Regions from separate parts of the Homo sapiens genome. Here region 1 is linked to region 2. Evidence: read pairs that join two places in POLR2A ChIA-PET (ENCODE). Cell type or tissue: endothelial cell of umbilical vein. All regions are shown on one strand. Links, peaks and the distances in the headings refer to the core of each region. The heading gives the core; the rest is flanking DNA.

Region 1 (5,364 bases), core at 260-5,259, 50 kb after region 2:
CACCCCACATGCCAGGGTCAGGGTGGTAAATGAGGGTCATTGAGCATCAAGGTCTTATCAGAGATGGGACAGGATGGCTGGTCAGGAGGTCACAAAGAGATTCACAGGGTGGCACTAAGGAATCAAATTGGGTCAGGATTAAAGTCAGGGTCAGGACTGGGTGCAGTGGCTCACGCCTGTAATCCTAGCACTTTGGGAGGCTGAGGCGAGAGGATTGCTTCGGGTCAAGAGTTCGAAACCAGCCTGGCCAATATAGTGAAACCCCGTCTCTACTAAAAATACAAAAAAAATTAGCCAGGTGTGGTAGCTCGCGCCTGTAATTGCGGCTACCGGGGAGGCTGAGGCAGTAGAATTGCTTGAACCTGGGAGGCGGGGGCTACAGTGAGCCGAGATCACTCCACTGCACTCCAGCCTGGGAAACAGAGCCAGACTCTGTCTCAAAAATAAATAAATAAATAAATAAATAAATAAATAAATAAATAAATAAAATAAAGTCAGGGTCAGACTGGGGTCAGGTCACCATTGGGGTCAATGGTTAGGGTCACAGTTATATAGAAAGAAAGGACACAGTTGTCATAGTCAAGCTGGACAGTCAAACATAAAAGTTGGAGTCAGTTACTCAGAACTGAGGGTCAAGGGTTGGGGTCAGAGAGTCAGATGAGGGGTCATGAATAAGGTCATGGGTCAGATAGGACCAAAGATGGGGAAGTCAACAGATGGGACAGTTGAGTTGAATGGCCAGCTGAATGCTAAAGTTGAGGTCAGAAAATCAGATGGGGTTGAAATTGAGGTCAGAGGTCAATTGTGACTATTTTTTTTTTTTTTTTTTTGAGACAGGGTCTCACTCTGTCACCTAGACTGGAACTGCAGTGGCGTGATTTTGGCTCACTCCAACCTCTGCCTCCCAGGCTCCAGCAATCCTCCCACCTCAGCCTCCCAAGTAGTTGGGACCAACGGCACTCAACACCACATTCAGCTAATTTTTTTTTTTTTTTTTTGAGACGGAGTCTCGCTCTGTTGCCCAGGCTGGAGTGCAGTGGCACCATCTCGGCTCCCTGCAAGCTCTGCCTCCCGGGTTCACGCCATTCTCCTGCCTCAGCCTCCCAAGTAGCTGGGACTACAGGCGCCTGCCACTACACCTGGCTAATTTTTTTTTTGTATTTTTAGTAGAGACGGGGTTTCACTCTGTTAGCCAGGCTGGTCTCAAACTCCTTACCTCATGTGATTCACCCGCCTCGGCCTCCCAAAGTGCTGGGATTACAGGTGTGAGCCACCGTGCCCAGCCACGTTCAGCTAATTTTTGTATTTTTTTGTAGATATGGGGTTTCGCCATGTTGCCCAGGCTGGTCTCGAAATCCTGGGCTCAAGTGATCCACCCACCTTGGCCTCCCAAGTGCTGGGATTACACGAGTAAACCACCAGGCCCAGTCTATTTGATTCGACTGGAGATACTGCAAGGTCACAGGTTGTAGTGGGGGATCAGGGCTCAAGAGGGGGTCTTGGGAGGAGCTGGAGGTGTGTATGGAGTGGGTGGAATCCAGTTGGTGACCCAGGCTCAGCTGGGGTGGGGCTGGGACAGGCTACAGGGTGGTCACCTCTGCTCCTCGGTGAGCTGGTTCTGGGCATGCAGGGCAGCCAGGATGGGCGGGTGGGGGCTCAGGGTGTAGCTCTGACAGCGCCTCTGCAGCTGCTGGATGCGGGCCAGGATCTCCCACTCCTGGAGGACGAGCCTCTAAGACCCTACCCCTGCCCCACCCCCACCCTCAGGCACCACCACACCCACTGTAGCCTCCACTCACCTTCCTCCTCTTCTCAAAGTTAATGAGATCCCCCTGGGGGCAAAGTGTGTCTGAATTGCAGCACCCAGGGTCAAGGGTCAAGGGTCAAGGTCAGGGGCTGGGATGTCAGGAGCCCCACTGTAGTAAGGGAGTGTGGGGTGGTGTCAGGAGTACAGGTAGGATCAAGGGTGGATATTGGGAGGCCCATTGTGCTGGGGGCAAGTGGAGCTGGGGTCAGGGGTCAAGGGTCAGGGGTCAGACCTCCAACATATCCGGCAGGGCTGTGTCCAGCATAACCAGGTCCGTAAGGAAGGTGCCAAGGTAGGGGACAGGGCCTGGGGGTGGTTTCTGCAGCCCCCAAAGCTCCAGTCACTTGGGGCCATTACTGACCCCATCACCATCCACAACCCTCCCTGAAGGTCCCACTTGTCCCCATCCCAAACTGTAATCACTCACTGAGGGCAGGCTGCCTGGGGTGTTGTCCTCTTCTTGGGATCCCTCAGTGGCCTCCTCCTGAGGGAAGAGAAAAACTGAGCCAGGTCTGGGGTCTCCTTGGACAATTCCTCAGGAACGATGCCTGCAGACCCATCATATATACCCTTCATGCTTTGAGTAATCAAAAGTCAGTGGTAGGCCAGGTGCGATGGCTCACGCCTGTAATCCCAGCACTTTGGGAGGCCAAGGCGAGCAGATCATGTGAGGTCAGGAGTTCCAGACCACCCTGGCCAATATGGTGAAACCCTGTCTCTACTAAAAATACAAAAATTAGCCGGGTATGGTGGCTCACACCTGTAGTCCCAGCTACTTGGGAGGCTGAGGCAGAAGGATAGCTTGAACCTGAGAAGCAGAGGCTGCACTCTAGAGGGAGTGTCGCTCTGTCACCCAGGCTGGAGTGCAGTGGCGCGATCTCGGCTCACTGCAGGCTCCGCCCCCCGGGGTTCACGCCATTCTCCTGCCTCAGCCTCTCAAGTAGCTGGGACTACAGGCGCCCCCCACCTCGCCCAGCTAATTTTTTGTATTTTTAGTAGAGACAGGGTTTCACTGTGTTAGCCAGGATGGTCTCGATCTCCTGACCTCGTGATCCGCCTGCCTGGGCCTCCCAAAGTGCTGGGATTACAGGCGTGAGCCACCGTGCCCGGCCAAAAAAATTTTTTTTAAGAAAGGGCTGGACATGGTGGCTCACGCCTGTAATCCCAGCACTTTGGGAGGCCGAGGCTGGTGGATCACATGAGGTAAGGAGTTTGAGACCAGCCTGGCTAACAGAGTGAAACTCTGTTTCTACTAAGAATATAAAAAACTAGCTGGGCATGGTAGCATATTTCTGTAATCCCAGCTACTCGGGAGGCTGAGGCAGAAGAATCGCTTGAACCCGGGAGGCGGAGGTTGGAGTGAGCCAAGATCGCACCATTGCACTCCAGCTTGGGCAACAAGACCAAAACTCCATCTCAAAAAAAAAAAAAAAAAAAAAAAGAAGCCAGGGGTTAAGGCCCACTCTAGAAGCCAGACCACCTTGGATGAGGGTAGGGAGGAGATAAACAGCAGGGAGCAGGCCCCATGAGAGGTGGGGCTTGTGGGTAGTGGCCCCCAGGGCTGGCCTTAACAAGGAGAGAATCCTTGTCCGCAGCTGGATGGCACAGGCCTGCCAGGGATCTCCTGGGTATCCTGAATTTGCTGTTGTTTACTTACTTTTTATTTCATTTTATTTTGAGATGGAGTCTCACTTTGTCACTCAGGCTGGAGTGCAGTGGCCTGATCTTGGCTCACTGAAGGCTTGACCGCCCAAGTTCAAGCGATCCTCCCTCCTCAGCCTCCTGAATAGCTGGGACTACAGACGTGCACCACAAACGCCCAGCTAATTGTTGTATTTTTTGCAGAGATGGGGTTTTGCCATGTTGCCCAGGTTGGTCTTGAACTCCTGGGCTCAAGTGATCCTCTCACCTTGGCCTCCCAAAGTGTTGGGATTATAGGCGTGAGTCACTGAGCCCAGCTCACGTGCTGTTCTAGGTGCTGGGCAGGAAAACAGGGTTTCACTCTGTTAGCCAGGTGAAATTTGGCTGGGAGTGATGGCTCACGCCTGTAATCCCAGCACTTTGGGAAGCCAAGGCAGGTGGATCACCTCAGGTCAGGGATTCGAGACCAGCCTGGCCAACACGGCAAAACCCCGTCTCTACCAAATACAAAAATTAGCCAAGCGTCGTGGTGGGTGCCTGTAATCCCAGCTACATGGGAGGCTGAGGCAGAGAGAATTGCTTGATCCTGGGAGGTGGAGGTTGCAGTGAGCCAAGATCGTGCCACTGCACTCCAGTCTGGGTGACAGAGCGAGACTCTGTCTCAATACAAACAAACAAAGAAACAAAAAAACAAATGATGACGACAACAACAACAACAACAAAAAACCAGATGTGTGGTTTTGGGGATGATGGAGGCTGGGAAGGCCTCTCAGAGGCAGGGACATTTAATCAGAGACCAGAAGGAGGTGAGTGAGCAAGTTGCATGCAAACCTGGAGGGGTGGAGAATGTTCCAGGCCCAGGGATCCATTCTAGATTCACTCTAAAAACCAGCGCCTGATTGCAATGAGAATCTAAATCTTGCCTATAAATAAGCCAGACTTTTGACACACATTTTTTAGTTTTGCTTATCAAGGTAAAGTCCTCAGAACATTTTTTTTGTTCCCACCCTGTGCTATGACTCTGGCCTTAAGTAACCTTTTCTTTGTGACTTCTTGTGTTTTGCTGAGTGAATAAATAGGGCAGTCACTGACAGTCAACTATAACGCAGGAAGTAGAGGAAAGAAAAACGTGCAACCCGCCAGGGACAAGGATAAGGTCATTGCTGAGCGGTAGGGAAGGACAGAGTGTCCTGACTATAGCAGGGAGATTACCCCTGCCTGGCCCCAAGTCCCTCCCCCGACTTCCCGGGCCTAAAATCCCTGGAGTCTGCATCCATCTCTACCTGGAAAAGAATCTCTCTGCTGCTGAGGTGGTTGTTCTCATCGGAGAAAATCTGCGAAAGTTTCCTGAAAGTAGATAGCGGTTCCCTGGAAGGACAGGAGAAGGGTGGTCAGGGGTCAGTGGCTTGGGAGGGTCAGACCTGGGATGGGCTGGGGAACAGGTCCCGCCCCAGCTCACCGGCTCACTGCCCCCCAGCTGCGCTTGAGCCGGTAGATGGGGTTAGATTGCAGGGCGGACAGGATGGCGCGCAAGGAGGAGAAGTTCCGCAGTTCTCGGCAGCGCTGCCAGGCGGTGGGGACGCAGGTCAGACCCAGGCATTATCCACCTTTCATCCTGAAACTTCTTCATCTTTTTTTTTTTTTTTTTTTTTTTTTTTTTTTTTTTTTTTTTTTTTGAGAGATAGGGTCTGTGGCCCAGGCTGGAGTGCAGTGGCTCGATCATAGCTCACTTGCTGCCTGGAATTCCTGGGCTTAAGCGATCCACATGCCTCAGCCTCCTGCCTCAGTAGCTGGGACTACAGGCGCGCGCCATCATGCATGGCTTATTATTATTATTATTATTAATTATTTGGACAGAGTCTCGCTTTATCCCCCAGGCTGGAATGCAGTGGCCCGATCTCGAGTCACTGCAACCT
Region 2 (5,364 bases), core at 105-5,104:
CTTTCGAGTTCCTGAACCACTCAGTGACCATGTTGGAGAAGGAGAGCTGCTTGCAGCAAATCAAGATTCAGCAGCTTGAAGGTGAGGACTGACCAGAGATCAAGGTCAGGCTAGGCCAGGCGTGGTGGCTCACGCCTGTAATCCCAGCATTTGGGGAGGCCAAAGAGGTTGGATCACTTGAGGTCAGGAGTTTGAGACCAGCCTGGACAACATGGTGAAACCCCATATCTACTTAAAAAAAAAAAAAAAAAAAGCCAGGTGCTGTCACTCATGGCTGTAATCCCAGCACTTTGGGAGGCTGAGGCAGGTGGATCACCTGAGGTCAGGAGTTCGAGACCAGCCTGGCCAATATGGTGAAACCCCATCTCTACTAACAATACAAAAATTAGCCAGGCGTGGTGGTATGCACCTGTAGTCCCAGCCACTCAGGAGGCTGAGAAAGGAGAATTGCTTTCTGGGAGGCAGAGGTTGCAGTGAGCCGAGATCACGCCACTGCACTCCAGCCTGGGCAACAAAGCAAGACTTCATCTCAAAAGAAAAAAAGTCAGGCTGGAAGCTGGTCCTGTTGGGATCAGCTGGGCCAGGCCAGGGTGAGGGAAATTGGGAGAGTCTGGGTTCTGGGTCAAGATTAGGACAAGCTGGGTTCAGGGTGGGATCAGGGCTCAGTCAAGGTCCCACACTCTCTGCAGAGGTGCTGAGCCCCACAGGCCGCCAGGGAGAGAAGGAGGAGCACAAGTGGGGCATGGAGCAGGGCCGGCAGGAGCTGTATGGGGCCCTGACCCAAGGCCTTCAGGGGCTGGAGAAGACCCTGCGTGACAGTGAGGAGATGCAGCGGGCCCGCACCACTCGCTGCCTGCAGCTGCTGGCCCAGGAGATCCGGGACAGGTCGGGGATGGCGGGAGGGCAGCTTGGAGTCCACAGGAGGGAAGGGAGACCCAGAACTGGGGAATGGAGGCAGGATGGGGGAAATGGCAGATGCCTGGGGGAGGGGGACTGAGGGATGGTGGAAAGCCTGAGGGACAAGAAGAGGGAATGAGGCCGGGTGTGGTGGCTCATGCCTGTAATCCCAGCACTTTGGGAAGCCGAGATGGGCGGATCACCTGAGGTCAGGAGTTCGAGACCAGCCTGGCCAACATGGTGAAACCCCATCTCTACTAAAAATACAAGAATTAGTCAGGCATGGCGGCGGGTGCCTGTAATCCCAGCTACTAGGGAAGCTGAAGCAGGAGAATCACTGGAACCCAGGAGGCAGAGGTTGCAGTGAGCTGAGATCGCACCACTGCACTCCAGCCTGGGCGCCTGGGCGCCTGGGCGGCAGAGCGAGACTCTGTCTAAAAAAAAAAAAATGAGGAGGGGATGAGAGGCTCAGGGGAGACAGGTGGCTGGTGGGGGCGGGGGAGTGGGAAACTGAGAGGCCAGAAGGCAGGGAAGACAGAAAGCTGGAGGTGGGATGGAAAAGGAGGCCAGGGGATCAGAAAGGGGGATGGCAGGGAAGACTGAGAGGACAGGAGACTGGGGGTATAGAAAGTCGGGGGACAGGAGGTGGGGAGGTGGAGGCCAGGTGATAGGAGGCTGAGTGGGGTGGGAGAGACTGAGAGAATGGGAGGCTGGGGATCAGAAGGAGAGGAGGGGGATGAGGGTAGGGGGATTGTAGAAGGGGAGGGGAAAAGGGCAGGGAAGTGTGGGGAGGGGACAGAGCTTGCGGGGATGGGTGGAGGCACAGATAGGGGCATGGGAGGTCAGGGGCCAGGCAGGGAGTGCAGGTCTAGGCTGCACTGTCCCCTCAGCAAGAAGTTCCTGTGGGAGGAGCTGGAACTGGTGCGGGAGGAGGTGACCTTCATCTATCAGAAGCTCCGTGAGTTCCTGGAGCCCACAGCCGGTGTGTGGGGAGGGGGTCCTTCTTCAGCCTTTGTCCGCCTGAGCCCCCTCCCTCCACAGAAGCGCAGGAGGATGAGATCTCAGAGAACTTGGTGAACATTCAGAAAATGCAGAAAACGCAGGTGAAATGCCGCAAAGTGAGTGGAGGAGATGGGGACCCTGGGGAGGAGTGGGAGAGGGAGGGATGGGGATTTTGGCCAGCCTCCACCATGAGATTGGAGCCTGGGTTCAAATCTCAGCTCTGCCACTCACTGCTGTGTGACTGTGGGCAAGTCACTTGACCTCTCTGAGCCTCAGTTTCCTCATCTGTATAATGGATGTAATAATAACTCATCTTGGCTGGGCGCGGTGGCTCACGCCTGTAATCCCAGCACTTTGGGAGGCTGAGGTGGGTGGATCAGAAGTTCGAGACCAGCCTGGCCAACATGATGAAACCCCGTCTATACTAAAAATACAAAAATTAGCTGGGTGTGGTGGCAGGCACCTGTAATCCCAGCTACTCAGGAGACTGAGGATGGAGAATGGCTTGAACCTAGGAGGCAGAGGTTACAGCGAGCCGAAATCGTGCCATTGCACTCCACCCTGGGCGACAAGAGCAAAACTCCCATCTTAAAAAAAAAAAAGAAAAAAGAAAAAGAAAAAGAAAACTCATCCTGTTGGGTGCTGTGGCATGCCTGTTATCTCAGCACTTTGGGAGGCTGAGGTGGTTGGATTGCTTGAGGCCAGAAGTTCAAGACCAGCCTAGGCAACATGGCAAAACCCTGTCTCTACAAAAAACAAAAAAAACAAGAGGGTGTGGTGGCACATGCCTGTAGACTTAGCTACTCAGAAGGCTGAGGTAGGGGGATCACTTGAGCCTTGGAGGTTCAGGGTGCGTTGAGCCCTGATAGTACCATTGCACTCTAGCCTGGGCGACAGACTGAGACCCTGTCTCAAAAAAGAAACAAACACCAAAAACAAAAACAAAAAACAAAACAAAAAAAAACACTCCTCCCTACCTGATCAGGTGTCTGTATTAGCTGAGTACTGTGCACTTGAATGCAGTCTGGCATATAACAAGTGCTATATAACAGTCACCTTTTACTATTATCATTATTATTATTTATTTTGTTTTCTTTTTTGAGACGGAGTTTCCCTCTTGTTGCCCAGGCTGGAGTGCAATGGCGCGATCTCAACTCACTGCAACCTCTGCCTCCTGGGTTCAAGCAATTCTCCTGCCTCAGCCTCTCGAGTAGCTGGGACAACAGGCGCCCGCCACCACGCCCGGCTAACTTTTTGTATTTTTAGTAGAGATGCGGTTTCACTGTGTTAGCCAGGATGGTCTCAATCTCCTGACCTCGTGATCTGCCCGCCTCGGCCTCCCAAAGTGCTGGGATTACAGGTGTGAGCCACCGCGCCTGGCACTATTGTCATTATTATTATGACTGCTGTTCTCTCATCCCTCCCCACCCCAGATCCTGACCAAGATGAAGCAGCAGGGTCATGAGACAGCCGCCTGTCCGGAGACTGAAGAGATACCGCAGGGAGCCAGTGGCTGCTGGAAGGATGACCTCCAGAAGGAACTGAGTGATATATGGTGATGCCCAGCCTGCAGTCTGACCCCTGACCCTCCTCTGAACCCGTTCCCCCAACGGGATCTGGCAGTGACCACCAGAACCTGGAGCCCACCTGAGTCCAGACTTCCCTCACCCCCTAGGACTCACCCCACCACGGCCCCCAACCTTAGCTGTACTGCTGTCTACACCCTGAGCAGTGTGGAGTCTCCCAGCGCCCCCAGCTCCTTGTCTTCTTGCAGGTCTGCTGTGCACGTGCTGCAGAACTCCATAGACAGCCTCACTTTGTGCTCGGGGGCCTGTCCCAAGGCCTCGAGCCTAAGAGGTGAGGGAGGCTGAGAATTGCTCAGGGGTGGGAGGTCATTGTCTAGCTTCACAGGGAGGCTATGTTCAGAGAGCCTATTTGGGAGTCACATCTGATGGGTGTTATTCTATGGTCACATTAAGTAGTGTTCTGGGGTCACATTAAGGAGTCACTGGAGGTTTCATCCAGGAGTCATTCATGGTCACATTCAGAGTCACTTGGATCTTATATGAGTCCATGGGGACTCCACACAGTGGCTCATGCCTGTAATCCTAATATTTTGGGAGGCTGAGGTGGGAGGATTACTTGAGTCTAGGAGTTTGAGACCAGCCTGGGCAACACAGTGAGACCCCATCTCTCCAAAAAATTTAAAAACTAGCTGGGTGATGGTGCACCTGTGGCTGAGCACACCTGTAGTCTCAGCTACTCAGGAGGCTGAGACAGGAGGATCGCTTGAGCCTGCGAGGTTGAGGCTGCAGTGAGCCATAATCGTGCCACTGCACTCCAGTCTGGGCAACAGAGCGAGACCCCATCTCTAAAAAAAAAAGTGTCAATTGGGTAAAATGCAAGGGTCATTGAAGTCATAATTTGGTGTCACACTGGATCACATTCAAGGGAATTGGGGGTCATGGTTTAAGTATCAATGAGGTATACTATGAAGGGACACAGGGCCTATATTTGGGGGTTACTTGAGGGTCACATTCAGGGAACCTGTCCCTCCTGCAGGCCACAAGGGGCACCAGTGCCTGAGCCCTCCACTCCCCTCCTGGGACTCTGACTCCGACTGTGACCAGGACCTCTCCCAGCCACCTTTCAGCAAGAGCGGCCGCTCCTTCCCACCCGGTGCAGATCCTCCCCAGTCCCCCCCTCCACCCATTTCCCTCCTGACCTGCCCTTGACTCCCACAGTCTAGACCCTCAGAACAGGCCCAGATCCTGATCTGGGCATGCGGTCCCTGACCTGCAGCCCCGGAGTCCCCTGGACCTGGCCAGGCCCTGACCCACCCTCTCTCTCCACAGCTTGAGCAGCCGGGACTGCTCTCCCTGAAGACCCCTCCAGAGAGAAAATAAACTAGCCCAGACCCTCCTCTAGCCCCGACTGTTAGTCTTGCTGCTTCCTGTGCCTAGGAATCCCCCTGCCCTCCTAGTTTACCCCTCATTGTTGGGGGGGAGGGGTGTAGAGACCCCAGGGGTCATTCGGGATGTGTGGGCTTGGAATCAGGGGACATCTGAAGCCAGATTTAATATATGACAAGGCAAGGAGTCATTCTGTCCAGACACGAGCAGCCAGACAGACTTCCACACTGGCCACAGAGCCTTCCTTTCTGGGGGGCCCTGGCGAATGGGGAAACTGAGGCCCAGAGAGGGAGAGGCGCGGCCCAGGGACATACTCTGAAGCCCCTCCCTCCTATTACCCTCGGAGCCCCGCCCACCCCAGGGTCCTCCCTCTCTACTTCCATTCTTGGTTCCTTCCTACAATCGATGCTAACACGCCCCGCCTCCAAGATCACGGAGGCCCCGCCCCACGGGGCTATGCAAATGAGACGCCCGGAGGCCCCGCCCCTCCCTCCACCTCGGAGTCTGCGCGGCGCGGCCAGGCCCGGCCGACCGCGTCTCGGTCTTCGCGTCT

The links. ChIA-PET counts read pairs that join two places held together with the same protein. Peaks named below come from ENCODE experiments on the same cell type or tissue, not always from the same donor. Only the 100,000 strongest peaks of a DNase experiment are listed, where the experiment ranks them.
Region 1: POLR2A ChIA-PET joins it to region 2 with 6 read pairs; 12 of 35 experiments call an interaction of 5 or more read pairs at or near these places.

What each region holds. Positions count from the first base shown.
Region 1 is chr19:11,400,416-11,405,779 of GRCh38, forward strand. RGL3 (ral guanine nucleotide dissociation stimulator like 3) reads right to left here. Exons shown (of 19, transcript NM_001035223.4): 8 at 4,908-5,011; 9 at 4,732-4,816; 10 at 2,235-2,291; 11 at 2,040-2,126; 12 at 1,800-1,832; 13 at 1,596-1,717. Among named protein-coding and RNA genes, the nearest start is that of RGL3, 16 kb to the right of the region's middle. RefSeq lists a silencer at 3,251-3,442 and an enhancer at 5,316-5,364. In endothelial cell of umbilical vein, for the core only: no CTCF peak of the experiment used is centred there; no DNase peak of the experiment used is centred there.
Region 2 is chr19:11,350,119-11,355,482 of GRCh38, forward strand. CCDC159 (coiled-coil domain containing 159) reads left to right here. Exons shown (of 11, transcript NM_001080503.3): 4 at 1-81; 5 at 690-885; 6 at 1,788-1,855; 7 at 1,939-2,015; 8 at 3,333-3,454; 9 at 3,674-3,756; 10 at 4,462-4,578; 11 at 4,755-4,826. The coding sequence ends at 4,759. PLPPR2 (phospholipid phosphatase related 2) reads left to right here and starts at 5,314. Exons shown (of 10, transcript NM_001393892.1): 1 at 5,314-5,364. RefSeq lists an enhancer at 352-852 and a silencer at 5,134-5,364. In endothelial cell of umbilical vein, for the core only: no CTCF peak of the experiment used is centred there; no DNase peak of the experiment used is centred there.